2 separate regions of the Homo sapiens genome follow, and region 1 is linked to region 2. The links are chromatin loops, found by intact Hi-C in ENCODE. Cell type or tissue: psoas muscle. All regions are shown on one strand. Links, peaks and the distances in the headings refer to the core of each region. The heading gives the core; the rest is flanking DNA. Region 1 overlaps PLEKHA1 (pleckstrin homology domain containing A1). Region 2 overlaps BTBD16 (BTB domain containing 16).

Evidence for each region. Peaks named below come from ENCODE experiments on the same cell type or tissue, not always from the same donor. Only the 100,000 strongest peaks of a DNase experiment are listed, where the experiment ranks them.
Region 1: a loop joins it to region 2, with 10 times the contacts of the local background. A loop is called at or near these places in 9 of 110 quality-filtered maps.

Annotation. Positions count from the first base shown.
Region 1 is chr10:122,429,024-122,441,512 of GRCh38, reverse strand. PLEKHA1 (pleckstrin homology domain containing A1) reads right to left here. Exons shown (of 12, transcript NM_001001974.4): 12 at 9,168-11,889. The coding sequence ends at 11,575. Among named protein-coding and RNA genes, the nearest start is that of MIR3941, 18 kb to the right of the region's middle. In psoas muscle, for the core only: a CTCF peak has its summit at 6,094 (motif pointing right); no DNase peak of the experiment used is centred there.
Region 2 is chr10:122,273,334-122,285,822 of GRCh38, reverse strand. It overlaps BTBD16 (BTB domain containing 16), which reads right to left. Exons shown (of 16, transcript NM_144587.5): 2 at 10,724-10,783; 3 at 8,884-9,032; 4 at 1,899-1,972. The coding sequence starts at 10,741. Among named protein-coding and RNA genes, the nearest start is that of BTBD16, 8.3 kb to the right of the region's middle. In psoas muscle, for the core only: a CTCF peak has its summit at 5,991 (motif pointing left); a DNase peak (open chromatin) is centred at 6,002; H3K27ac peaks cover 3,940 bases.

The DNA.
Region 1 (12,489 bases), core at 1,578-9,577, 160 kb before region 2:
ATGGATATCTTAGGGCAGAGGATCTCAAACTTTTTTTTTTTTTGAGACAGGGTCTCACTCTGTTGCCCAGGCTGGAGTGCAGTGACACTCAGGGCTCACTGCAGCCTTGATCTCCCAGGCTCAAGCGATCCTCTCACCTCAGCACGCAATGCAAGTCGCTGGGACTACAGACACACACCACCATGCCTAATTCTTTTTGAATTTTAGTAGAGACGATGTCTCACTATGTTACCTAGGCTCATCTCGAACTCCTGAACTCAAGCAATCTTCTCGCCTCGGCTTCCCAAAGTGCTGCGATTATAGGTGTGAGCAACCATGCCCAGCCGATCTCAAACTTTAATGGATGTCAGAATCACCTGTAGGCCTTGTTAAAACAGATTGCCTGCCCTAATCCCAGAAAATCTGATTCAGTAGGACTGGGATGGGAGCAATAATTTGCACTTCTAGCAAGTTCTCAGTAATGTTGACATTGTTGGTCTCAGGGACCACACTTTGAGAACCACTGCCTTAGGGGATTAGGATTTCTCTCACAGCAGACTTAAGAGGGGCCCATGAGGTAATTGTTAGCACCTAAAATTAAACGTAAAACCAAACATACATTAAGTATGAAAGGGGCCCAGGACCAGCTGCTGAAACCACTGCACTGGTGCAGTGCTTATACAGTGGCCATTACTACTAGAATTCGTTTGCATTTTGCTTGTCTTATTTATGTCCCCTTTGGGCCAATCTAATCAACAAAGAGCTGGATTTGGACTGTTTTCATTTTCTAATCTCTTCCAAATTTTGAAGTCTTTGGCTTTTAAAAGGGACTACAGTGAAAGGAGAAAAGCTATTTACTAGGCCAAAGTTTAAGAGCAAAGCTTAAAGTGAATTCTGTTCCAATGAACTGTACTGAACGTTGGCATGGGAAGGGAGAAGGGAATCCAGTGTTTTGGGGTCACCAAGGCTTGTGTGATGGGAAAGATGAGAAAGCAATTCCAACACTTCAAGGAGAAAGTGGCATTTTGGTGAGAATTGAAGGTGTGGAATTAACAGGCAACAATTATTAGGAAAGTGGCGTTCCAGGCAGAAGAAACAGCACAAATAATAGCAGGAAGGTGGGAAACAGGGAGATGGAAAGGTTCAGTTGAACTGGAGTGCCAGATATACACAGAAGCACTGTGTGAGAAGGTGGACATGGAAGGGCAATGAACGTAGGATAAGTTCAAATGCTATTCACTAGGACAGTGTTTCTCAAATGGGGAACCTAGACATGTTCTCCAGGAACCACATGTTCTTTACAAGAAATTATACTTTTTACATTGAATTTTGATAATTTTTTAAAGACTCCTAAATTTAATTTGGATGGCCTCCTGTTACCTGAGTACTACCACTTTAATCTGGTGGTATGTTTGTGATCACATTGCTTCCAGGTAAAAATCAGAAGATAGCACAACTTGTCATATAAGCAATCTTCACAGCATTGGATATTTTGAGTTGAAGAACAAAGTGGGATCTGCAGTAATGCATTTCTCCTTAAATAAGTTCTGTATATTGTGCTCAGCTCCATGCAAATACATTTAAAAACTTAGATAAAATGTATAATTTTCTATGGATATAATTGATCAAAACTGACCCCAGAAAAGATAGAAAGCCTAAGCATATCAATTCTCATAGAGGAAATGAGGAGGTTGTCAATGGCACACCCTCAAAAGAGCACCAGGTTGAGAGGATTTCCTAGCGGAAGTCCACTAACTCTTTAAGGAGTATAGAATACCAACTTTTTTTTTTTGAGATGGAGTTTCACTCTTGTCACCCAGGCTGGAGTGTAGTGGCACCATCTCAGCTTACTGCAACCTCTGCCTCCCGGGTTCAAGCAATTCTCCTGCCTCAGCCTCCCACGTAGCTGGGATTACAGGCACCTGCCACCATGCCTGGCTAATTTTTTGTATTTTTAGTAGAGACAGGGTTTCGCCATGTTGAGCAGGCTAGTCTCGAACTCCTGACCTCAGGTGATCCAGCCTGAGAAATGCCTTGGCCTCCCAAAATGCTAGGATTACAGGCGTGAGCCACTGTGCCCAGCCTAGAATACCAATTCTTTTGAAGCTGTTCTGTAACAGCTTAAAATTTAAAAAAAAAAAAAAACCTTTCAAGTATTTTCTATGAAGCTAGTAAAACACCACAAAACCTACAAAGACTAGAGCTACACAAAAGAAAAATGCAGACCAGTATCATTTATATTTATGCAAAAATCCCTAATAGCAAACAAAATCTAGCAGATTTTTAAAATAACATATCTTGACCAAATGGGATTTATTCCAGAAATGTAATGATGGTTAAATATTGAGAACTGGATTAACAGCTTTCACCAAATTAAAGAGGGATAAAAATATTATTTCCAGACATATTGAAGATATTTAACAAAATTCAATCACCATTCTTAAGAAAAAAACTCAACAAAATATGAATAGTTGGATACTTCTTTAACCTGATAAAATATTTCTCAGCCCAAAAGCCAGCAGCATGGGGAACCACTAGAGCAAGCTTGTCCAACCCACAGCCCACGGGCCGCATGTGGCCCAGGACGGCTTTGAATGCGGCCCAACACAGATTTGTAAACTTTCTTAAAAACATTATGAGATTTTTTTGCGATTTTTTTTTTTTTAGCTCATCAGCTATCATTAATGTTAGTGTATTTCATGTATGACCCAAGACAATTCTTCTTCTTCCACTGGGGCCCAGGGAAGCCAAAAGATTGGACATGCCTGCACTAGAGGCTTTTCCACTGAAGTCAGGAGCGTGACAAAAATGACTACAGTTATCAGTTATTGAACACTGTCATTCATGCACACAGAGCTCAGTGGGTTTTCAGTGCTGCTCAGAATATCCTAAATGTCCCTAGTCCATTCCTTCTCCCCAATCCTAGACATCTATTCTCTCATGCCTTTCACACCTTTCCCCACCTTACTTGCAGTTGCGAATTTTGTTTCCTAGTTTACTGAGACTAAGGCAGAGACTTTCAGAGACTTACCCCTCCACGTCTACCCACTTAACCAGTGGCTGCACCACATACTGTGCCTTCCTACCCCAGATAAACACCTGTGCATTTGAAGAAGTCAAGCCAACTTGTGCCCTAGCTTCCATCTCATCTCACCTCCTCAAGGACTTGTTCCAACAATTCTGTACTCTTCTACATCATCAATCTTTCTTTTCCTACTGGGTCATTTCATCAACAAATAAGCCACCATCTTTTGTTATTGTTTTCTGTTTGTTTTTTGAGACAGTGACTCACTCTATCACCCAGGCTAGAGTGCAGTGGCACAATCACAGCTCACTGTGGCCTCAACCTCCCCAGGCTCAGGTGATCCTCCCGCCTCAGCCTCCCAAGTAGCTGGGACTACAGATGCACGCCACCACACCCTGCTAATTTTTGTATTTTTTGTAGAAATGGGATTTTGCCATGTTGCCCAGGATGGTCTTGAACTCCTAGATTCAAGCTATTCTCCCACCTAGACCTCCAAAACTGGGATTACAGGCGTGAACCACCGTGTCTGGCCAAGCCACTGTCTTAAGAAGAAAAGACTACTTTTGCTACTAGCAACCGTCACCTTTCTCCAGTCCTCTTGCAGCAAAATGCCTCAAAAAGAGTTCTATTTGTCCCCACCACTCCATCAGAACAGGCCCTGGCAAGATCACCAATGACATCTGTACTGTCCACGTTGCCAAACACAAAGGGCATTTCTCAGGCTGCCTCTTAACTTGACCTGCGAGCAGAATTTGAAACATCCGATCTCCTCCTCACTTCATTTTCTTCACTTGGCTTCTAAGACACAACGTACTCTTGATATCCTGTTGATGTGGTGGTCACACCTTCTCATTCATCATGGCTACTTCCTCCTCTTCTTCCAAAGCTCTTAATATTGGAGCGCCCCAGGGCTCATTCCATGGTTCTCTTTTCTTCTTTCATCTTCATTCTCTCTAAAGATGATCTCATCCAGTTTCAAAGCCTTCAATAGCACCGAATACTTTGAAGACTCCCACATTTTTATTTCCAATAATGATTTCTCTCAATTCCAAATTTGCATATCCAACTGCCTGCCTGCCATTTCTACTTGGATGTCTGACATGTCAACCCTAACACTCAATACTGCAACCAATACTGCAATCATGATCTTTTCCATCAAACCTGCTCTACCTGCAATCTTTGCTACCTCAGTTCATGGCTTCTAGTTGTTCGGGCTGAAAACCTTGTCATTACCCTTAATTCTTCACTTCCTTTCACTTGCCATATCTGATTCATCGGAAAATCTTCCACCTTCAAACTAGACAGGCAAAAAGCAAATGGGAAGAAAAAATGGCATGAGTGACAATACGAACCAAGACCGTGAGCATGACGTATGTAGAAGTCAAAAAGAAACAGACGCCATTGGGACCAAAGGCCCTATTTGGAAATAATAATAAATGTTTCCACAGGGAATAGGTTACATTCATAACATGAAGATAAGGTACCAAAGACAGGCAAAAAAAAAAAAAAAAAAAAGGCTGATGTAAGTTCCTGACCATGGAAAGTTCTCCACAGCCCCTCCTTTCCTCCCCACTAAAGAAAACGTGCATTAGAGGTATACATACCACAGTTCGGGAGGGAAAGAGGCAATGGAGCCTTAAGAGAACAATGTAAACTTTCTCCATCACTTAGGACCCCTGAATCAACATTTAGAAATTTATAAAGTCACATGGCTTTTACTTAGAAGTACCTTTTTCTCTCATGGGACCCCCCAAAGGCCCTCTCCATCACAACACTTATCTTACCCACACCATCACCCATGGGCCATCTCAGTCTCTGATGCGTAGTTTTCCATGCTAGATTTTATCACATATTACTTTATATTTTCTTTCGGCAGATTCCTCGTGGACATCTTTGTCGTCTTCTTAGGTCTCCTGTGTGCTGCATGTCGTACACTGAAGACACCAATTGACCCAACTCCATCAGGTCAAAGCTTCTCCACATGGAAAAAACCTGTTAGCCTATACCAAGTGATTATCTTTATAACCAGGCCCTATAGCTGTTTCCAAAGCAAGAATCCAGCATCTTAAAGCTATTTCAATCTGTTACTTACTATTTATTCTGGTAACCTTATTTATCAAATGTCAGGGCTTGAAATCTTTCAGGGAAGTTGTAATTTGATACGTACCTATGATTGATTCTCAAATGTTAAATTTAAAGGTATGTATAAATAATATGTCATTTGAAATAGTATGGTTCTAGAAATGTTGAAAACAGACTGAATTCAACTCATTTAGTAATCTGGAAGTACTATTTTAAAAGAGAAGTTTTCAAGACTTCTACTGAGACAGTAGAAGTAGTGTGTTAAGAGCCCAAACTTTGGTATCAGAAAGATACATTTCAAGCCTAATCTGACTCTGGACAAGTGGCTAAGTCTGCTTCCAAACCTGCAGAATAGGAGATGGATGTGACTATAAAAAGAACAACAAAGAGGGGCCTTTGTGATGATGGAACTGTTCTGCATCTTGACTGTATCAGTGTCAGTATCTTGGTTATAATATTGTATTAGTTTTTCAAGATGCTGTTGGGGGGAAACTGAGTAAAGGGTACACAATATCTTTTTCTTTTCTTTTTTTTTTTTTGAGATGGTGTCTCATTATTCTGCCCAGGCTGATCTCAAACCCCTAAGCTCAAGTGTTCCAATTGCCTCAGCTTCCTGAATAGCTGGGACTACAGGCGTGTGGGTCTACATTATTTCTTACAGAAACAGAAATTGACAGGTAGGACATAATTAAAAAACCAAAACTTCATTTTCTAAACCCAGGTAAGTTCTTGGAAATAATTAAAGCTCTTTCCAAATAGGACCAAATACTAAATATTCCCCATTTTGAAAGTTTGGAAAGTTTTATTTCTTACAACTATATGTGAACCTACAATCATCTCTAAATAAAAAATTTATAATTTGTAAATGTTAGTTTGAATTTTATATTAATTTCAAAACTATCCTAGGCAATCACATATCTTATCTAATTTTCTACGATGGAGGCAATAAACAGACTCCAAATTTCCAAATTTTAAATTTAGCAATGATATAACCAGAAGGTGGCGCTATTACCACATGAATATACCACAGTAAGGCACTATTAAATGTATCAAAAAATACAGATTTCATCAATCAAAACTGTAAATGCTAGCCTCAATTCAGCCATATTTTCAACATGTGTCTTACTTGAGGTTTAAAACATACAATTTAATCATTTAAAAAATAGATAACATACACAAATCCTATATGGACTAAACTTCTGAACACTGAGATCTGGTATTAAGCTGTCATATCTTTGCATTTTTGATACAAATATTTCTTGCCTCACCAACTGTTAACAGAACTTTTGATAAAGGTACAAGCACCACTTACAGAAAATTCCTGAACTGCAACTAGAAGTGAAAGAAAAGCTAAGAAAGGGATTTCCTTTTTGTTAAAGCAAAAATGTTTACAGCTTTCCCTTCTTATTTTGGGTTTAGGATAAAAACATTAAAAATACTTTTCCCAAATGTCCAACAATGATCGACTGGATTAAGAAAATGTGGCACATATACACCATGGAATACTATGCAGCCATAAAAAATGATGAGTTCATGTCCTTTGTAGGGACATGGATGAAATTGGAAATCATCATTCTCAGTAAACTATCGCAAGGACAAAAAACCAAACACCGCATGTTCTCACTCATAGATGGGAATTGAACAATGAGAACACATGGACACAGGAAGGGGAACATCACACTCTGGGGACTGTTGGGGGGTGGGGGGAGGGGGGAGGGATAGCATTAGGAGATATACCTAATGCTAAATGACGAGTTAATGGGTGCAGCACACCAGCATGGCACATGTATACATATGTAACTAACCTGCACATTGTGCACATGTACCCTAAAACTTAAATAATAAAAAAAATACTTTTCAAAGGAAAAAAAGTTGCATCAGTTAATAATAATAATTACCAAGACAGATGTAGCTTTTATCCAATTCCATTTTATATAATGTAGAAAATGAAGTTCCGAAACACACACACTTGCCTAAAGTCACATACGGCAGAACTAGAGTTGAAGACAGGCGCCAGGATGCCGGGTCTAAGACAGCCATTATATTCAGACCAATGAGACACTAGGCAAGAAGAAACTTTTATTACAAAAGGCAGTATTTTTCCTTGAACCATGTATTGTTAGCCTAATTCTACTAGTCAAATTAGTTTAGATCTTTTCAAAAATGGACAAAATGTGTCCAGGAATAAGCTTTAAATAAAAATTATGTATCCAGAAAACACAGCTACATATTTGGAGCAGCATCAACAAGACCATAGCAGCAGTGGACAAACACCATGGTAACAATCAGGTGTCCAAGACCCAATGGGAAAGAAAGGAACACCGGAACATCAGTCACTTTCAAGGAAGCAGGCTCCTGGACAAGTATGACTGAAATTGTTACCCAGGCTATTATCACCTCCCATGGCTGGCGTGAACAAGAAAACATGGCTTACACACGCAATGGCACTTTTGGTAAGAAAATAATATTTCAGAAAAATAGGTAGGACATACTAAAAAAATTAAAGCTTCATTTGCTAAACCTAGATAAGTTCTTGGAAATAATTAAAAGCCCTTCCTAAATAGAACCAAATACTAAATGCTCTCCTTTTTGAAAGTGCTGAACATGCTGCAATAAAGGGGTATCAAACATAAACATATCCATCGTCTAACAGAACTACAGAAAACCTAACAGGTGAAACGCAGACACAAACCTCAAGGTCCTTGCATTCTAGGACAATGTATTCCATCCATTTGTAGCAGCAGCATATTAGAACACACACAGGAAGTACGTGAGCTGCTGTTGCATGGCTAGACATTCACAAGTCACTTGATTCAACAGAGATCTGAAGGTCTAAGATGAAGAAAGCCATTTCACACAACAAATGGCCTTCAGAAAAAGACTGAGAAAAAAAAAAAGAACACTAAGCCTATGTGTTTTGGAGAGGAGGTGCGGAATGCCATAGGTTATTAGGAAGCAACCTGGTATATTTGGCTGGATTACTCTAGCTACACCCTGGGCACAGATCCTAATGATGCTCCCAAGTACAGTGAGAAGCCAACAGTTACAGCTTCGTTGCTAACGTGCCCCATGGGCCAGGCAAATCCTCCTCCTTTCTGGGGTCTCAATTTATCTCAGTTAGCATTGATGGTGGGGGCTTGGCCTAGCTGATCTTTAAGTCGTCATTCAGCTTTTCAGGAAAAGGCAACAGATGAAGATGTCTACTTTGATACCTACTCTGCACAATGACAGGAATAGGGTAGTCCAGGAGAGCCCCAACAGGACATGAATAGGTGAGCAGACATACTGGTTCAAAGTCATTCCCGGCTGAATTTCAGAGAACAAGGTATGAACATGCCAGGGAAAAGCAGCAGGATCTGACAATGGATTAGACACAACAAGCAAAAGAAGGTATCTCGAATCATTGAAGGCAAGTTGCTTTAAGGAAAGAATATTCCAGAAATTCAAAAGTACAATTTATCTAACAAATAGGTATACACTTTTCTCTAATGTGGGAAGTTCACACATTCTACAGTAATGCCTTGTCCTCACTGGAGAAGTATTTAAGCTTTACCAAGTGCACCAAGCACTGCACTAGGCCCTGTATATGGTGTTCACCGCAACAGACGTGGAATATTTATCACCAATAGGGAACGTTTGCAAGGAGCAGCCTCTAACACCCGACATAGTTTTTTGAGTGCATCTCAACTGCCCACCCGGAGATTAAGATGCCCTCTGCTTTCCGCCTTACATCATGCCGTCTAAATAATCATGGAGCACTGTGAGCAGCCCAGATGATCCACACGATGCTCTGAGGCTAACATATGATAATTCTGCTTTTGAGAACATGTTTTTTAATTAAGAAAAATAAGCAAGTTCTTTCCCCTATCAAAAAAAAATCATTTTTCCTTCTATAATTTCACATGCAGGGATGCATTAAGAATTCACAGATCTGAAGTTTCTTATTCTTGCAAAGATGACCAAATAATTACTCTGTCCTTAAATATGTAAACTGAAGTCAATTAACCAAACACACCCCTAATCATTGTATTTACTTCATCACACAAGGGCTGAACCAAACAAAATGAGAAATAAGTCAGAATAAACTCTGTGCAGTTTATTCTCATTACAGTGTTCAACCAGTTTGACATATAAAGATAACACACTTTAACAGTAAATGTTGGGAGGCACACATATATTCCCATTCTGAAAGAAGACATGTTATATATACGGAAAAAAATGCAGCAAATATTAAGGTATTCAAAGTAATTTTTTTGAACTCAGATGTGACATATTTACAAGAAAAGTGTGTACGTTTTAAAATAATTAAATAATTTCCATAGACTTATAAAAGAATTGAGATAAATATTAGGAGACCCTGACAATCACCAGAACATTTTCCTATGCTATCGAACAAGGATAGTTCTATTTTAAAATGTCCCAAAACAGAGCTAATATTTTGCCACCATGAAATATATCAAATTGCAAATACTAAAGTGAACATGCAATGTGGAAGCTGTACCAAAATTAAACAGCATTAGGTTCTTAAATATTGCAAAGTGTCTATTTAAGATTTCTCGGGTGTGTTCATGAAAAAGGAACTTTCAAAAAAGCCATTAAAATGAATATATCAGCTGAAAAAGTGATAACTCATTAAAATCTCTTTATTCTATCACTTTCAAATGTAGCTGCAAAAGAGAAAAAATCTTAATGTAACTTTAAAAAAATATTAGCTTATGAATAAAAAAGTTGAGTGGTGCATTCTTTATGCATACAGATTTTTAAACTGATATTGTATAATTCTAATACATCTTAACCTCTGGACTGCACTGCTGTAGTAGGAAATTTTTCTGTCTCAGACAAGAAGTCATCTAAGAAAATGAAAACGAGAAATTTTCAATGATATGCATGAATTCAAAACAAAACAGTACTGTAAAATGGCAAAATATAAAAATAGCAGCATGTGAAATTCAAGACTGTTTTCTTAAAGCAAATGTTTAAGACTGAACCTCAAAAACGGTACTTATGGGCCGGGCATGGTGGCTCACGCCTGTAATCCCAGCACTTTGGGAGGCTGAGATGGGTGGATCACCTGAAGTCAGGAGTTCGAGACGAGCCTGGCCAACATGGTGAAACCCCATCTCTACTAAAATACAAAAATTAGCCAGGTGTGGTGGCATGCACCTGTAATCCTAGCTACTCGGGAAGCTGAGGCAGCACAACTGTTTGAACCCACGAGGTGGAGGCTGTAGTGAGCTGAGATCACGCCACTGCACTCCAGCCTGAGCAACAGAGCGAGAGCCCGTCTCCAAAAAAAAAAAGCAGTACTTACTCAAACTGGTCTATAATTCAACGTCGGAAACTAAAGATTCTTTAGAGAGGTGCTTATATCTATATCCCTATGATTAAATGTATTCTCAAATTTGTTTTTTAAAACATATATATTGCACAAGTAGTAGAATACCAGCATTCTGGTATCTCTAACATAAAATCCTATCTTAACACATTCAACTATTCTACTGAAAATTAATTTTATCACAATGTTTAAAATCAGTCACGTAGGACTTTTAAGCACATTAATCTCAAAACATTCCTAAACAAGATGAAAAAACACAGGCACTTGAATGTAGGCTATTAGTGACAAAAAGTAGAGGTCACAACAATTTCATGACTAAGGGCAGTTATGTCTTTACATATAAACTTGAGGTCTTTCACCAATCCAAATATAGAAATAACAACTATTTACAAAACTTGGATAAGAAAATCAGATCTCCCAAAAATTTCCTACCAAATAATTTTTGCGGAATAAAGCAGTGACTGCTCCAAGGCCTGATGAAGCTTTTTCAAACAAATGTCTAAGACACAGTTGTTTCAATTCTAGTTTTCTTCTTTTCTCTATGCCGGTATAACCCACAACCCTTACTGTTGGTCTATCCATATCCTCTATGCAAAATAAGTCACCTCAAGATTCAGGGCATCAAAAATGGTTATAATTTCAAAATAGTCCACATTTTAGTATAAATTTTACAGCACCACAGACATCATGAGTTTAGGTATCTTGGTCTGGCAATATTTCATGTGGTAATATCAACCAATAAGAATGTGTAAATATTGAACCTTTAATAGGAAGTCATTGTAGCATTTTTTAAATGACCAAAGTTATTAATAAGCATTTTTAATGCTTTAAGTTGTTAAACATTTAAACTGTCAAAATCACTAAGAAAAAAATATTACACATACATTGTTACCACCCGAATGAGAACACACAATGCTTCAGACAGATGATACTGAGATATTTTGGATTTTTCCTTTTTCTTTCTTTTTTAAAGAAATTATATTTAGTTTGGCCACTCCCTAGATTCTTGGTTTACCAGCTTATAAAGAGTACACCTAAGAGGCAGTATAATATACGCACTAAAAACCATTTCCCCCTTTATCATCTTTGGCTAGAAGCCTCATGAAAGGAAACTGAGGACGGCAGAGGCAGGCAGGCTCCGTGCGCTTCTGCCTCACACGTCACTGACCGGAAGGCTCGCATCGTCCAAGTCTACTAGGTCACAATCTTTTTCCTGAGGGCCATTTTTACTTTGAGGTCTTAACAGAGCTTGTTCAGTCACTTTGGAAGCTGGTTCTCTTGGAGAGACAGTCTGGACCTTGAAGTTCCCTGGCTTGACCTTGGCAAGAGACTCGTAAAATCCTCGCTTCTCCATGGTAAAGGTTGAGACCAAAGAGTTGCTGCGAGAGGCTGTGGAATGTGAGGTGGCGGTGGCTGCGTTGGTAGGACGGAAAGCGTGTTTGGATTCTGAAGGACCGGGGGGATGCTCCTGCAAAAAGGAGTGGCAGTCAGACACGGTCAGTCACTCATGACCAGGTTAGTAACTCAGTGTGAGACTTGATTCTCTGAAAAACAAATAAAACACACACACACACACACACACACACACACACACACAAAGGCAGCAGCAGAAGCCATGCAGCATAAATGTGCAAGTTCTTTCCCAAAGCAACGCGTTTTTAGAGGTGAGTTTAAAGCAATGATAGCCAAAAACCATTTCCACTAGGAAACCAGTTCCGTCACCAAAGCTGAATTTGGCAGCCTATGACACTTTGAAGATTCAGCCAACCTAAACTGAAATACAGTGTTCCAGCTGCAACTGAACTGTGTTTAAAAGAGAACCTCCCAGCTGTATCATTTTATTTAAGAGTATATTCTCAGTCAACACTAGGAATTATCCCACATATTTTAGAATGAAAAAAATTAAAATATAGACTATAACAATGAAAGGCCATATTTCTTTAATAAGCACGAATCATCTTTCAAACATTATTCTGCTGATAAGACTTAGTTTTTACTTCCCTGAATTTCACTGCAACCAATAATAGCACAGTCTTTTCATTTTTTACTTAATTTTAGTTCTGAATAG
Region 2 (12,489 bases), core at 2,722-10,721:
GCTGCCCTCCAATGTGGGGAATGAGGAAAAGCTTCATGGAACGAGGACATTGTCTGGGGCACTCTTGGGGGGCCTCATTCTGGCTTCCCCTATGACAGTGTTTCTCAGCCCCGGCACTGTAAACATTTTGGGCCAGATACGTGCCTGTTGGGGTGCTGTCCCGTGCACTGTGGATCCCCAGTAGCAGCCCTGGCATCTACCTACTACATGCCAGTAGCACTCCCTCCCCAGCGGTGACAACCAAAAATCTTTCCAGACATTGCCAAGTGTCCGCAATGAAGCCAAATCACCCCCCAGTTCCCTGTTGAGAACTACTGGGCTATGAATACAAAGCATGACCCATCTGAAAGGCAATAGCAGGCCCACCAACGAGGGTAGGATTCTCATGACCCTCTTTGACAATATAAAGAAGGCTCTTTGCAAACTGTAGAAGACTTTCTTCAGGGGCATCTAACCTGAGGATAAAATCAGTGATCACTAAAAGAAGAGGCTTTTTGATAGAGGAGGGCAGATGGCGAAACCAAGGATGCCAGGCCAGGTGAGGCTCAAGAGGCCATGGGGAGAGGACTCTGCATGGCTCAGCTCCTGTGTTGTTAGTACAGAGCTGGGGGGAGGAGAGGTGCCTAGAACCCTCAATCTGAGTGCCAGACAGGACCTGAAGGGTCACTAGCCCCATCTACGTATTTCTTGATTTTGCCATTAGTTTCACGGTGTGACCTTGGGTACCTGATTCTTCTTCCTGCTATTATTATTGTTATTCACCCATGTTATGATATTGTTTAGTGCTGGGGTTCCGGGGGGTTTGCATCTCAAATATTACATTGCCTTAGGTGGTCTGGTTATGCTGAGTTAGAAAAAGTCTCAGCCCATCAGGGTGATTATAGGCAGGAGCGGAATTGTGGATACAGCATATTCACTCACTGGATGTCAATTTCCACTTTCAGGATGGCCAATGCATGGCAGCCATCACTAATCAATCCAGAGCTCTTTCTCTCATGCCAGGAGATGGTCTCAGACTACTTCTCCTGTTCAGAGTTGAAGGAGAGAAAAGAATTTATTAGCCTTTCTTTGGAAAGGAGTCTGGCTCTGATCTCAGGCAGTCACACCATGCAGTAGGCTTTATCCAAAAAAAAAAAAAAAAAAAAAAAATCCACTTTAAGAAGCTGCCTCCTCATGAGGCTCAATGAACCTTTTTCTAGCAAAAAAGGACCTATCCTGATTCTTGATCCTGCCTCAGAAAAGTCCTCTTGAACAAGTGCAGCTGTGAACGTCCAAGTCATGACTGGTTAGAGCCCAAAGAGACAAAGAACAGCTGCTTTATGCTTGCTGCACTCTGTTTAGTCTTTCAATACAAAGACTACTTTTTTTTTTTTTGAGATGGAGTCTTGCTCTGTCACCCAGGCTGGAGTGCAGTGGTGCAGTCTTGGCTCACTGCAACCTCCTCCTCCTGGGTTCAAGTGATTCTCCTGCGTCAGCCTCCTGAGTAGCTGGGATTACATGTGCATGCCACTACAACTAGCTAGTTTTTGTATTTTTAGTAGAGACGGGGTTTCACCATGTTGGCGAGGCTGGTCTTGAACTCCTGACCTCAAGTGATTCACTCGCCTGGGCCTTCCTGCTGGGATTACAGGTGTGGGCTATTTATTGACATCAACACATTTGTCTTTATCATGGCGAGGAGCATATGAAAATGTGTTTACCAAGCTTGACTTCACTCACTGCACATTTGACAAATATTTACCGGGCACCTATTATTTCTTAGACGCTGGGAAGTGGATGAGAATTGCAACTTATACACTAGCGCCCTGGTTTATGGACTGGTCTCCTTCCATAAAGACCACAAGATGCCCCTGAAATCAGCAACATTCTGGCTTAATCCATGGATAACACAAACTCACCTGCTTCCCCACTTTGGATGTCCTTGTTCTTGAAATTCTCAAAGAAAAACTTCTGGATTTGTGAAATGCATAACCTCAAGGGAAAATGCAAATATAAAATCCAGGAGTTAATACTGACATTTTTCTCCAACTACAACATGCATTATTCTAGCATAAATGTCCTTAAAGCACCCATTGATCAAGCTAATCATATCTCGCCCTTTGGAAGAGTTTCCTCAGGTCACCATTTGCCGATCTGAAAAACTGTAGGCTTTCTGATAGCTGGCTCATAATGTGATTGCTGTGTTCAGTTTGTGGGTAGGCCTTACCGAGGAGATATTTCAGGCCATAATTGGCTGCCTGAATGACACCTTATTCAGTGTCTAAAACATTATCTAGCATATAGTAGACACTCAGTAAATATCTGCTGGGAGAAAAGAATAGAGGGTTCTGCTCATTTCTGGGATGTGAACTCACCAACATTTTTCTTTAGAGGTCATACAGGTCCCATTCTCAGTGTGTCCAAAAACTAAACCTAGCATCTACCCCAAATCCTACCCTGCTCACTCGGATTCTCATTTCAGGAAATGGCACCACCAGCCTGCAGTTGCCCAAGCCAGCATGCTGAGTGTTGTTACATCTCATCACTTGCCTAGATCTTTCGAATTTGTCCATCTCTCTTTGCTGTTCTTGCTATAGCCTTCGTCTAAGCCCCTGTGATCTCCCTCCAGTCACTGCCAAAGTCTCCCAGCCTCCGGCCCTGCTCTGCTCGGAGGCCTGCCTCCCACAAAATGCAAATTTGGTCTTGTCTCTCTCCTGCTGAGAATCCTCCAGTGTTTCCCCATTGCTCTTGGGGGAAAGCCCAAACTCCTTAGCACGGCTAACCAGCTCCTGCATATTTCTGCAGCCTGGTCCCTCAACGGTCCCCACTCCAGCCCTTCTCAGCAGCCTGCACCTGGACCTGCCAACTGCTGCTTTCATCTCTTGCATGCACTGCTCCCTCTCCCAAATGCTCTCCTCCTCGCCTTTCCCCTTGCTAAGCTCCTACTCATTCTTCAGAATAAACTTCATTGCCGCTTTCTCTGGGGATGCTGGGCCAGTGGCTTTACCCCTGCCCGTCCTGGGATTTTCCCCTTAAAACTCCTTCTGGAGTGTCTTGTGGCTGCCTGTTTACTTGTGTATCCTCTGCAAGACAGATACGGCATGTGTTTACTGCTATGACCCTGGCACAAGCCATCATGCAGGTGCTCAGCAATATTCATTAATGAATCCATGACCACATAGATAAACACCATGGACTCATCGTGTTAAGCCAGGAAGTGAAACAAAATTTGAGTCACATATTCGCAGCTTAAAGACAGTCATCCCAGAAAGCCAGCCAGCCAAGAGACATTTGTGACCACAGCTGCTCTGTGTCATGCAGTGTCAACTTCACCACGCTGTCTCCAACAATCCCAGGAGACCCCATGGGTCAGGGTGCATGCAGGAAGCATGGGTGGGAGCCCGTGTCCAGAATATTGCCAACTACGTGCTGCCCTTTCCAAGGGGGGAGGATGGCTGCCAATGACTCAGCCTAAGGCAGGCAGTGGGAGCTGGACTTGCTTATTCAACAGGAGCAGTGGAGATCTGACCCAAGCCACCCTCGCTTCCTCCCTCGATCCCCCTCGTGGCTTGGGTGACACGTCTGGAAAGAGCTGGCCAGAGTCAAGAGTTCAGACCGTGATCCCAAAATGGAGCCACAGACTTTGGAAAATATGGCGCAAGGTCCATGAACTCAACTACTCTCACAAACATCAGTGTCATCGGCTGAGCCAAGGGATGCCGGGAAACAGAGGTGAGCACACTGCCTTCTCCTGGGTGTGAGGGCTGCTTGTCAAGATATACCATTCGTCATGTAGGCTCTGCTGTTCCCAAGGGCTGTGGTTCATTTTAGGATCACTGGAAAAGTGAACGGAACACATGGCATCTGTGAGTTGTCTCACTGTTTGGGACTCAGTGGTCCCATTGCAATGCTTGGTGCGGGGATGCTGGGAACGTGCTGTTAGGCTGGAGCTCACGCCCCCAAGTCATGACCATGATGGAGAAAGGCAGAAGGGGAAGAAGAGGAAGTAAGTTTCTCATGGACATACGGACTTCCTGGAGCAAACTATCCAAAGGGCAAAATGCCAATTTGATTAACTAGGAAGAGTTACATAGACCTGGGGCTGGACCCCAGTCCTTCCATTTTCTGCTTCTTGGTCCCAGAGGAAGGGAGGAGTGAAAGAGTGAATGTTTGGAATAACTTGCAAGGACATGCCTTCAGTTAGCATTCTCTCTTTCATTGTCTCTGTGAAAGGTATCAACATAAAAATGGAGTTATGATGTGTTAAATACCCTGATGGAGCCTGGCATGGTATCATGCTCCTATAGTCCCAGCTACATGCAAGGGTGAGGGAGGAGGACCGCTTTAGCCCAGGAGTTTGAGGCTGCAGTGAGCTGTGATCATGCCTGTGAATAGCCATTGCCTTCTAGCCTGGGCAACTGCGCGAGACCTCATCTCTAAATCTCTTTAAAAAAACAAAACAAAAAAATCCACCCAACAAATAGAGGTGGGGAAGGCCAGGAAGGGAGAGTTCTCACACATGAATGCCTGATAATAAGAACTATCACAAAAGACTCTGCAAAACCTACAGCCACACACAAAGGCCATCACAACCTCACACACAAAAAAAGTACTGCGAGGACATCTGCCTTGCAACTCAAACTGGTGTCGCCCTTGTTATGGATCCTTGTAGCCAGGGATAATTATCTCAGAGCAATGATGTAATCCTCCTCACTTTTCCTTTAAAAACCTTTGTCTTGCCAGGCACGGTGGCTCATGCCTGTAATCCCAATACTTTGGGAGGCTGAGGCAGGAGCATCACTTGAGCCCGGGAGTTTGAGACCAGCCTGGGCAACATAGAGAGACCCCATCTCTACAAAACATTAAATAAAAAATTCAGCATGTGGTGGCCATGTCTGTGGTCCCAGCTACTTGGGAGGCTGAAGCGGGAGGATCAATTGAGTCTGGGAGGCTGAGGCTGCAGTGAGCTGTGATTGCACTACTACACTCCAGCCTGGACAACAAAGCAAGACTTGTTTCAAAACAAAACAAAAAAACCTTTGTTTTCCTTTACATCCCTGAATATACACGTAGTTTACAGTGGCACTGGTATTGCATTGCAATGCCTGTTCCAGAATAAACATCAGCCTCTTTTAGAGAGTCTTCCTCTCCTCTCTGTTTGTTATTTAGGTTAACGTGGGTCATTGTTCTCTAGTCCCACTATCCCAGAACTACTCTCTGGTTAAAAATAAATAAAATAAAATAATATAATATAATACAATATAATATAATATAATATAATATAAAAATATAGGGGTCCCTTCTTCCCATTCTTACCTCTTAAGCATGACCTCCTCCCACCCTTGAATGGACTTGGCATTGCGGGCAGAAAGGGAGAAAACCACTAGGCAGCCTCACCAGCTGGGGACAAGGAGGGCTCTGGGTCTTTCCTAGGGCCACAACCCCCTGAGCCTTCGTGGGGGTGCCCCCTCCCCAGTCTGGCCTGAGACACACCTCCCGTGCTGGATCTCTGGGTTTCCATGACAGCACGCATCCATACACGCCTGTGGACCCCAGGGACATGCTTGACACATGTGCATTGAGCGTATATGTGCCAGACACTTTTCTAAGCTCCTTACATGAATCATGTCATATAATTCTCACACAACCCTGTAAGACAGTATCCGTGATTTGCACATAAACTAAGGCACAAAAAGATTAGAGTACTCGCAAGGAAGTTAACATTTCCTCCTCTCAGCCTCCTCTCCCACACTCGGTGCCCCAGAGCCTGCAAAAGGACCAAGGTAAGACGATCAGCAGCCTGAAGATCAGCACCTCTGAGTGGCTGACCAGGAACTCCCTGCGTCATGAAAACCCAGACACGGCAGAAGGAAGTGTTGGCCAGCTGGGCACAATTACATACCCGAAATAGACGAGAAGCTGGGAGCCTGTTCCCTCAGCTTTCCATCATGAATGACCCTTTCCGTAACTCAAGAAATAGACTGGTCCAGCTCCTGTCCAAGCAGACAGCACCCCCAGGTGGGAAAAGCAGCAATGACACCATCCATGACATGAACACAGCTTGCCAGGTGGGGCAGAAACAGCCATGTAGTGCTTTGGGGGATATAACGTATGTTGCATGGGGCATTCCAGGCCCTTACTGACAGTGGAGTTTGCCACCTGAGAGTTGCCTGATGCCTGAAGGTTCACAAGAATTACCAGGAATAAGCCCTTCATGTTATACACACCCTTTATTCTTTCTAAGAAGTTACTCACAATCACATGGAACAAATTCCTATTGTGAACACAAAGAAAAGATGTGTGTGTGTGTGTGTGTGTGTGTGTGTGTGTGTTTCTCTTTCTCTGTCTCTTTTTTATTTTTAGAGACAAATCTCCCTCTGTCTCCCAGGCTGGAGTGAAACGGCACAATCATAGGTCACTGCATGCAGCCTCAATCTCCTTGGCTCAAGTGATCCTCCCACCTCAGTCTCCCAAGCAGCTGGTACTACAGGTTCAAGCCAGCATACCTGGCTAATTTTAAAATTTTTTGTAAAGACAGGGTCTCACCATGTTGCCCCATGCTGGTCTCAAATTCCTAGCCTCAAGCAATCCTCCCACCTAGACCTCCCAAAGCACTAGGATGACAAGTATGAGCCACCATGCCCAGACAAGTTTGTGTTTATTACAGAACATCAGTTTCTCCCATACTCAGTAGACTGCACCAGTGACTTCAATTCTTCATCCCTCCCTCTGTCCAAACCTTTTGCCTCCATACTGCAAAGTTTCTCTCCATAAGGAGACGGAGTGTGTTTTCTGTCCCTTGACTGGGAGTTTGGCCACGTGACTTGCCTCAGTTCATGGGGCCTAGTGAATGTGAAATGGTGGAAGATTTGAAAGACACATGAGCTCCTGGGCTTACCCTCATGCCCTCTGCTGTCACCATGATAAGCATGTGCCCAGGCTAGCCCACTATCTCAGGAGGAGGACAAGAGGCTCATGGAACAGAGCCCAAGTGCCCTGGCAGAACCAATCCTGAATCAGCTGAGCACCAGATGCGTGGCAGTAGACATACCCAGAACACCTGAGAGTATCTGCTGCCTCTGGACATGCAGCTTCCCAATATCACAAAGGAGAGGGCCAGATGTGTAAAAGCTTCTCCCCAGAAGACCGGCTCCTCTGCCCCTGTTGTGCTGGAGGAAGGTGTTGTCCTGGAGGAAGGAACTGGGGAAGGTGCAAGGAGGCAGAGTGAAATAAAGGGGGTGTTGACTGGCAGAGCACAGAGCTGAGACACCCCAAGATGAAATCACCGGGATTAATTACTAAAATGCTGCCCAGGCAATAAAGAAAATAGTTCTGTTTACTAAGCATCTACTATTTGCCAGAAACAGTGCAAAGCATTTTCAATATATGGCTTCATTTAATCCTCAAGATGACTCTTCATCTTGAAGAAGGTGCTCTATAACCATTTGAAAGATGAGGAAACTGAGGCCCAAAGAGGGTTAGCCACTGACTAAAGGTCACAGAATTAGTAAGTGAAGAAGTGGAGATTCCAGCCCCATTGATAGACTGCTTTTAACAGTCCAAATGCCCAGCACCAAATGCCATTTCAACACCCCACCCCTCAGGCCACTGCCTCCAGTTTAGCTCAGTGACTCACAGAGATTTAGTTCTTGCTGCCCAGACCCTCTCATCAGCTTTTGGGATCATTTTGCCTCTGTTCCTAGGCCTAGCTCCAGCACCTGCATCCCTGGCCGAGCCCTGGCACTAAGGAACTCGGCAACGGAAAAGTGTTGGCCAGTGGCTCTAGAGAGGGAAGATTTGGCTACTCGCTGAAGAAAGATTGAGCAGGCAGTTCTTCTGTGCCAGGTGCTGTCCCAGGAGTACAGTCCATGCTCACTTTGATTTGGCTGTGAGCTCACAAGACTGATGCTGCCAGCCTAAGGATGGTAACGGCATCAAGCCAGGTCCATGGCACCAGGGAAATGAGGTGTACCTTCTGCAATAGGGTTGCTACAAATTACATGTTTGTTTCCTCCAAACCTCGTGTAGAAATTTGATCCCCAATGTTGGAGGTGGGGCCTAATGGGAGGCATTTTGGTCATAAGGGCAGATCCCTCATGAATAGATTAATACCATCCCTCAGGGGTGGGTTCTTACTCTCTTAGTTCCCACAAGAGCCGGTTGTCAACAAGAGCCTGGGACCTCCCCTCTCTCCTCTCTCTTGCTTCCTCGCTTGCCATGTGATCTCTGCACACTCGGCTCCTCTTTGCCTTCCACCATGAGTACAAGCAGACTGAGGCCCTCACCAGAAGCTGAGCAGATGCTGGCGCCATGCTTCTTGTACAGCCTGCAGAACCTTGAGCCAAATAAACCTTTTTTCTTTATAAATTTCTGATCCTTAGGTATTTCCTTATAGCAACACAAACAGACTAAGGCAAGGGTCCAGCTCTGTGTTTCCAGGAGAGGCAAGAGAGAACTCATCACATGGAGAAGTGGGTCTAGCCTACTGCTCGGAATGCCATGAGATTGAGAGAGGATCAATTCATTGGGTGAAAATGGACATTTACAAGCTGTCTAAACACTGAGCCAGGACTAACTAAGTTTTGTTTGTCAAAAAATCAGTTGGTCCCTGGATAATAAACTCAGAATCCTGTTTGGGTTCAAAGTTCCCACTGGGAAGAAAAATTGTAAAAAAAAAAAAAAAAAAATTCAATCTTTCTCTGCACTTTTGTAACCACCCACATTCTCAGAGGTAGTAGTCACTTATGACCCTGTCCATGCCTGAGAGCTGGCTCCAGAGGGAGCCTTCCTTGCAGATGTGCCCTTGACAGCCACTGCAGCCAATCAGAGTGGCCCGGTCATCAGGCACCTCCCCTCCCAGGAATAATGGGCCATTCCCTCCCACAAACCTTTGAGTCTCCATACCTGTCTGGGTTCCTCAAAGCTTCCTCAAAGTCTATGCTCAGAGCCTTGCACATCTGGGAAAGTGAGAGCAGGTCCCCAGAGAAAGGCTGTTTGGGCAAACGCCACCGGTTGGTTGAGCCAGTGACCCGGCGTTCCAGCCGAGCTTTGTGCTGCTTGGTAATCAAAGAAAGAGAAGACATCTTTTTTTCTAACTTCACATAAATGCCAGATTTTCCAAATTGTATAGCAAGAAGGAAATCAAGACAAATTTTACAGTGCTGGTTAATTTTTGAACATGGCTAATATTTCTCACAAGACAACTCAAGGCAAAGACACTGTATTCCATAGACCAAGGATCTCAAGCTACAAAGTAATTTGGAATTTAGGATCTAGGACAAGAGGTGTCAGAGGGTAAGAGGTCAAGGAGAAAGACTGTTTTTTGCAGGTAGCTCTCTGAAGAATCCACAGGCAGGGATAGTATTAGGCTTTAAGTACTGTCCTTTGAGTACGTATCCTAACTTGTCATACAAAGAGATATTAAACTGTGGAGATCTTGGGCAAGGAATTTTTTTAATGGTGGTAAAATATACAAAACATAAAATTGTATCTATTTTACAGTGTACAATTTGGTGGCATTTAGAACATTTACAACGTTATGCAACCAATACCACTACCTAATTCCAGAACATTTTCATTATCCCCAAAAGAAATTCCATACCCATTAAATTGTCACTCCCTGTTCCCATGTCCCCAGCCCGGGACAACCACTAACCTGCTTTCTCAGATTAGCCCCTATGTTCTGACTTTATGTTTTCACCTGTTCTGGGTATTGCATACAAGTGGAATCACACAATATGTGGCCTTTTGTGGATGGCATCTTTCACATAACATAATGTTTTCAAGGTTCATCCATGTATTGGTACTTCATTCTTTTAAGGCTGAATAATATTCCACTGTGTAAATATTCCACATTTTGCTTATTCCTTCATCAGTTGATGGACACTTGGGTTTTTTATACCTTTTGGCTATTGTGAAGAGTGCTGTGAATATTCATGGGCAAGTTTTTTTTTGAACACCTGTCTTTTTATTCTTTTGGTTATATGCCCAGGAGCAGAACTGCTCAGTCTTAGACATTTTCTTGAGGCTCCAGGGGAAATTCAGCAATTTACATAAAAAAGAAGGACGATACCCAGCATGGATGTAAACCTTAGACTGAAGGCTCAAAGCAACCTAGCAAGGAAAAAAGCACGAGGAGGGACCCACAGGAATGGATGTCATTGATCCCAAGCCACCCAGGGCACCAATGGAGAGGTGACGAGACCATGGGCCACGGACTAGAGCATATGAGTTCAAATTTTACTTTCTAGTTGTGTGACCTTGAGCAAGTTACTTAACATTCTGAGGCTCTCAGTTCTCATGTGTAAAATGGAAATAATGGGTGGTGGTGGTGACGGTAATGGTTATCGTGACAACGACAGTGAGGATGGCGATGGTGGGGATTGTGGGGATATCATCTTGTTTCCAATGCTGTAAAAAGTATAAAGTAGGATAAAGTTTGGGAAATATGCCTTAGTATAGTGCCTAGAAGATGGTGGGTGATTAAAAACTGTGGAATCTGAGTCTAGATGTAGTCCGGCTGTCACGTAAAACGTCAAAGTAAAACATCGTCAGCTCAGACCACAAGCCTGCTCTCTGCCCTCTGGACGGTGCTGCCTGGACGCGCTCTTTCCAGCCGAGTCAGCCAATAATGCTTGAGGTCCTCGGTGGTGCAGAACCCAGCCCCTTGTGGAAATTTGTCAAAATGACCATAAGCAAATGCTTCTTCTCATCACCTACCTTCTTGAGAAACTGATCTACTCACCGTGTTCGACATTATCATGAATGAAAGTGGAAATTACGCAGGAGAGAAAAGACAAGCAACCTAGAAGACAAAAGAGGTAAAGGTGACATTTTCCATACTTTTCAAAATATTATGGAGGAGATTGGCCTAAAGAATCTATACTTTGCCACAGGAACAATAATGAATAAGCCTCGAATGTGGGTTATTTATCAATCAAGAGAATATCTTGTTGTTGCTGGGGTTTTTTGTTTGGTTTTGTTTTTTGTTTTTTTTGTAAGCAGGTGAATAGAGAGATCTCTGCTATTGTTCTGGGAAAGTGGCTCAGATAAAGCAAAACAGAAGATAATCCTTTGCCAAAGTGAGGAAGACCAAAAGATAGCTATAAGTAGGCTGATCACATAATTGATCATTCAGACGAGGAGACTAAAGGGATGATATTAATAATTAGGCCTGGACAATGGCTGTAGGCCAGGGCTGCCCTGGAGCTCTGTAGACTGATGGTCACCCTAGCTTACAGGGTCATGAAAGAGGAAGAGTGCAAGGACTTTCCAGTTATCTCTGAACATTATCAGGGCTGTTGGGTTACAAGCAACAGAAACCCATTTGATTATGGGGTTGCGGGGAGGTTAAGATTGATTGGAAGGATGGTGATGAGAGGAGGGTCTCATAGACTCAAAAGGAAACTGGAGAACTCTCCGGGAAAGAACAGGAAGCAGCTGCAGGGACCTGGGTGGCACGCACCAGGAGTTGGTGGCTGTTGTTGTCAGGCGCTGCCTCCAGCATGAGTCGGCTCTCCCACAGTCCATCTATGCAGGGTTCTTTTCAATCCAGATTCTCAGCAAGAGGCCCCAACTGGCCTGGCTTAGCTCAGGGGCCCACTCTTTGGCCCCTGAGGGCAGACACCTTGACTAATTCTCCCAACAAGAACGTGCACTGGGGACTGGGTAGTTCCCCAGAGCAACATCAGAGAAGAGGAGAAGTGGGTGAGCTGGTGAAACCAGCAGAAGCCACGGCACTTGATGACCAAGAACCTCAGCTGACCTCCCTTTGCTCCCCAAACAGCACTTCACCTGCATCACAGCCATGGCTATGTTCATCCATTCACCAACAAGCATCTCCTGTGCAGTCGCCATATGGAGAGAGGCGTTAGCCGTTTCTGAGAGACAGCAGTGAGCAAAATGCACACGATCCTTGCCTCATAGAATTTCCATTCCACTTGGGCAGACAGGTTTTTCTTTGCCTTTTAATTGCCTTAATTGGACTTTTTAATTGCAAAAGTATTAATAATATATGCTTGTTGTAACTAGTGAACCAATACAATGACAGGAAAGAAAAATTTAACATAGCTGCATAATATCACTTTTTCTTTTTTTGAGACAGGGTCTTGCTCTGTTGCCCAGGCTGGAGTGCAGTGGTGTGATAAAGGCTCACTGCAGCCTCAATCTTCTGGGCTCAAGTGATCCTCCCACTTCAGCCTCCCCAGTAGCTGGGACTACAGGTGTCCGCTACCACACCTGGCTAATTTTTTAATTTTTCTAGAGCCAGGGTTGCCCAGACTGATCTATATTGCCCAGACTGGTCTTGAACTCCTGATATCAAGCAATCCTCCTGCCTTGGCCTCCCAAAGTGCCAGGATTATGGGCATGAGACACTGTTTCTGGCCGCATAATATTTCATACAGTGAATGCATCATTATTTATTAAAATATTCCTCTGCCAAGTCATTGAGGTTATTTCCTATATTTTATTCCCATAATAAAAACAATGGGAACAATATGCATACACATT